Linked DNA regions of Homo sapiens: region 2 is linked to region 1. A link is an interaction called in ENCODE POLR2A ChIA-PET data of the cell type or tissue named here. Cell type or tissue: PC-9. All regions are shown on one strand.

Region 1 (2,500 bases):
GATATTTGTATACACTTGTCTAAATTCATTGAAATGTACACTTGCAATGTGTGCATTTTATTTTTTGTCTCCTTCCTTCCTTCTTTTTTCTTTCTTTCTTCTTTTCAGAGACAGGGTCTTGATCTGTTGCCCAGGATGCGGTGCTGTGGCTCAAACATAGCTCACTGCAGCCTTGAACTTCTGGGCTCAAGCCATCCTTCCCCCTCACCCTCCCAAGTAGCTAGGACTACAGGCGTGTGCCACCATGCCCAGCTATTTTTTTATTTTTTGTAGAGACAGAATCTCCCTATGAGACCAGCCTAAGCTGGTCTCAAACTCCTGGTCTTAAGAAACCTTCTTGTCTCAGCCTCCCAAAGTGCTGGGATTATAGGGTGAGCCATGGTCCTCAGCCTCATTTTATTTTTAAGTGCAAAAAATTGAGTTTTAAGTGTTGATTTTTAAAGGTCCCTGTCCTGGAGAAGCATAAACTTGATCTGATTTCTTATTGAAGAATCCTCTAACATCCTGAATTTTATTTAAGCATATAATATTAAGGTAAAACTTGCATTAAAAATTATGTAACTGGTCACTTAATGCCTGTCTTACATCTTTCTCATCATGAGCTCTTTGAGAGCAGGGACTGTGTGTGTGTCTTGCTCATTGATTACTGTATCTGATGGCTCCCACCATGCCTCATAGCTAGTAGGCATCCAATAGATACTTGTTGAATGAATATCCAGTCCATTTTAATCAATAAAGCTCCTTCTATACACAAAGCATAGTAGTGAGCAATGCAGGAAATACTAAAATAGGTCAGATGTGAAGAGCTAACAGTATAATAGGATCAATACCCAAATAATGACTATTATGTATTATATGTATTTTAAGGGTTTTTTGTGGGGAGTATCAGAACAATTCGAATTTCCAAAAAAGATCATCATTTTTGTTGAAATACTATGCTGATAGTATGTATTTCAGCAGCCAAAAGATAAAGGAAAGGAATATACACACAAATTTAGGCTTCTCTCGAAAAGCTTACAATGCTAGAAACTGGGAGTCACTTTCTTAGTTATTTCCCCTGCTTAGGTAAGCAATGTTAAGGGAGTACTCAAACAGCTGTGTTTTCTGGTATTCACAGAGAGGGAAACTACTAAATATCTCAACTCTAAGCCACCTCTGCATGTAACTTTCATGTACTCCACCCATTATCTCCTCCAACATTTTGGGTAAGAGATCAGTCACTTAGTCTTTTAAAAGTAAGAACATAAAGTAGTTAACTAGGAGGAAAAAAAATCATTGCCCAATCATGATTCAACAGCTGCAGAATTTAAGACCAAAGAGGAATGTGGTATTGCTGGACTTGCTTATTGGACTATGTGCTGTGAGTGTGCCTTTAAAATACAATGAGCAGGTAACCACTGACCTTTATAAAACAATGGCCCAGAAGTTGGCAGAAAGAATGAGACAGCTTACCAGGCACAACTGAGTGCATTTAGAAATGGAGAATTATGTTTAAGTATCGCTTCATCTATTTTACTATTTGGGAATTTGAATGATCAGCACCAAAACATTAATATTTTTATGGCATTGCACTGTTAGTGAGGTACATCCTTTTTATGCTCTTTTCTTTTCAGAGAGAAAGAGCAAAAATGACACTGTGAACACTGTCAAGTTCACATATATGTATTTGTGAAGCAATCTAAATGTCAAAATAGACTAAAGACATTCTTTCTGTTCTTCCATGTAGTTTCAGAAAGGCCCGGTTTAGGTATTAGGATGTGATGCCATCCTGTACTTACCTACGATGGATAGAATGATCCTAAAGTACAAGGAAAATAGGACATGGTAACATAAATAACGTTTGAGAATTTTTTCATATAAACAAAACATTCTGTTAAAACCATCTAGTTTTTGTTTTTGTTTTTGAGACGGAGTCTCGCTTTGTTGCCCAGCCTGGAGTGCAGCGGCACGATCTTGGCTCACTGCAACCTCTGCCTCCATGGTTCAAGCGATTCATCTGCCTCAGCCTCCCAAATAGCTGGGACTACAGGCGCGCGGCACCACGCCTGGCTAATATGTGTACTTTTAGTAGAGATGGGGTTTCACCATATTGGCCAGGCTGGTCTCGAACTCCTGACTTTGTGATCCACCCGCCTCAGCCTCCCAAAGTGCTGGGATTACAGGCGTGAGCCACCACGCCCGGCAAAAACCATCTAGATTTTTTAAAAACAGCCACCAGCTATAAAATTTACAGTGCTCTTTATATAAAATGATTTTGTCTATAAAAGTAATCCCATGTTAGACCTTGGGCTTTGGAATGTTATAATTATTTAATAGCTCAAATAGTCTCAAAAATTACCCAATGCAATAATTTATTTAAGTAACATTGAGGTCTTTATTTTTTAATCCAGTTGGATGAAACCTTAGATCTGTCAGTATACACATATTTAATGGTCAGCCTGGATAACCTAATAAGACAGAGCAGTAGAATATAACAAACTTGACTTGTATTCAGAAGAAA
Region 2 (2,500 bases), 130 kb before region 1:
TGTATTCATTTGTTTCTTAATGTGCTCATCTTGCCCATTAAGAATAATTAGCAGCTTTACTAACAGATTTTCTGGCTTCTGGCAATGTTTCTCCCCCTTTTTTTGTTGACATCCACTTTTACTTCTTAGAAAGTAATTTTTGAATAATATCCTACAACTGCTATATAATTTAGACTTCCTAAAATTTTAAAGGAAAGATGTAAACAGTAATTTTTAAATAAGTTTGTTTCAATCTATATGCATCAATAGTATGTGATTCAGTGAATTAGTTATTCTTACAGAAAGTGGGCATGCAAATAGAAAAAAAAATCATTCATATTAACCTCAGTCAGTAAAACAGATGACAACGAATGCCAATTGTAAGCTCTGTTAGCAAATCAAGAATAACATTAGTATTAAAAGCAGGAAAAACACATTGCCAATTTTAAGGCTTTATGCATGCTTTTTCTCTTAATTAAAAAAAATTAGATCTGGTTACAACAGAAAAAGGCATACAAACACAGAACAACTGCATGGTAAAAACGGAACTCCATCAGGAAAGTCCTAAGAGATGAAATAAAACACACTACCAGTTTTGGTCTGCATCCTGAAAAGACCTACTTTATCTACTTTGTAAAGTTCTTCCCCTCCTGCCCTTTGGCACCCCGCTATATTAAACCCATTGTAAAACCCAGCACAATAAAGCACTCTCAGGGCTGAGCTTCTGAGGACCAAATGTTAAAAATCCATTTTCTTGGGAGGGGGCTGTACCAATCATTTCTTTGAAAGGCCGGCAGAATGAATACAGAATCTGAGATTTCCTCTCTGATTTCAAAAGCTGGCATGGCATCTTTGTTGTTTAAAGCAAAGGTGTGTTAATTAATGACATTAGCATTGCTTCCCTTCTTTGGAAGCTCTGTAGTTTAGCTCAATAATAATTTTAGAACAATTAGACTTACATACTGACTACAGATGTTTCCCATAGTTTGATAAAAGTTCTAATTGGTTTCTGACGCTATTAAATAAGACACCTGCTGACTTGAAAAAAACCTTAGGTTACCGGGCCCAAGCTGAAAGTTTCTGTGGCTAAAATAATCTTCTCTTGTCCAATAATCCTGCTCCCCCCACCCTCTAAAAATTCTCTGGGGCTGAGCTGGCATACCTGAGCTTCCTCTTGCTCTGTATTCCCTGACATAAGGAGGAGGAGCACAGTGAAATGATACATGGATACATGCACGAAATAACTCAGAATAAAGCAGAGTGAATGAAAAAACATCTGCTCATCTTCAGGAATATTTTGAAAAACTTGAGACAGTCTCAAGAACGTGATTAAAATCCTGCATTTAAAAAAAGGAAGCACCTTTTGTGATCTCCTTCCCTTGTGTGAAAGGCCAAGATTGTGATTGGCTGTTTTTCCTTCCTGAATTTTTTTTAAGTCTGTCAGGCAATTAGCTGGGTGGGGCTCTGTAGAGCATACAAGTGTTACTGAACAATATTAGCTACTGTGCTTCTCGTTCCTCCTTTCTCCTGTTTGAGCAGCTTGATGAAGCTGCTGCATATTTTGAAAAAATCATATGGCAGAAGTCGAAAAAGAAAATCAGAAATAGATTGTATGTAAGATGCCACAGAAATCAAAACTGCTTTGGCAGTTTAGGAGCTTAAAATTCAAATAAGTAGATTGTCTCCCTCATAATGTAAATGTAAGGCACACCAAAAAAAAAAAAAAAAAAAAAAAAATCCAAAGCAAACATATCTGCCACTTTTCCTCTCAGTTTCTAACAGCTGTTAACTGCCCCTGAACAAATCAGCTCGACTGCTAAAGTAGCTACATTTATGCTTGCTTTCTTAGTTAAAGTACAGTTCAATTTTCATGAACTCTGTGTACATATTAGTAAAGCATAATCTAATGGAGTTTGAACTGCAATAGCATAGCAGAAAAATAGAGATAGCTTGTATAATCCTAAATAAAATCCTAAATAAAAGGAAATAATGAAGAACTGACAGCTGTTCCAGTGGGGGATATAGGTACCCTCAGCAATTAGACCAGGCACAATATTATACAGTACATACAATATCAAGTGTATAAATGTAATAACAAACATGAAGCTGGAAGTTAATATTTGCCAGCAATATCCAAATACAATAAATACCAAATAATTTGTTTTACACTGGCAAATTCCAATGGAAATAAAAGAACAAGAATGCTTGAAAATTATTATGAAACAAATTTTCTTATTGCCTCGGGAGGTCCACAAAAATAGGCTCCTTTCATGAGAGATGTCTATAAAAATCTATGGAAAGAAAAAAACCTACGGAGTTGTATGCAAGGAATTCATATATTTCTACTTTTTCTTAATTACTTATCATGTATGTAGGGGGGAAACTCTCTTTTAATACCCCATGCTGTCTTTCTTTATATCAATTGTTACTCAGCCAGGAAAAAGGAATGAGCACAACAAACCCGTTTTCTATCTGAATAAGGATACTTCTGATGGCCTTTTCATTCCCATCAGTTAACAGA

What was found. Peaks named below come from ENCODE experiments on the same cell type or tissue, not always from the same donor. Only the 100,000 strongest peaks of a DNase experiment are listed, where the experiment ranks them.
Region 2: POLR2A ChIA-PET joins it to region 1 with 20 read pairs; 2 of 35 experiments call an interaction of 5 or more read pairs at or near these places.

Annotation. Positions count from the first base shown.
Region 1 is chr2:44,581,403-44,583,902 of GRCh38, reverse strand. The region is part of intron 3 of CAMKMT (calmodulin-lysine N-methyltransferase); the gene reads right to left. Among named protein-coding and RNA genes, the nearest start is that of CAMKMT, 220 kb to the right of the region's middle. In PC-9, no CTCF peak of the experiment used is centred here; a DNase peak (open chromatin) is centred at 1,322; H3K4me3 peaks cover 298 bases; H3K27ac peaks cover 1,807 bases.
Region 2 is chr2:44,707,428-44,709,927 of GRCh38, reverse strand. It overlaps CAMKMT (calmodulin-lysine N-methyltransferase), which reads right to left. Exons shown (of 11, transcript NM_024766.5): 6 at 2,466-2,500. Among named protein-coding and RNA genes, the nearest start is that of LINC01833, 230 kb to the left of the region's middle. In PC-9, no CTCF peak of the experiment used is centred here; DNase peaks (open chromatin) are centred at 1,117 and 1,427; H3K4me3 peaks cover 564 bases; H3K27ac peaks cover 981 bases.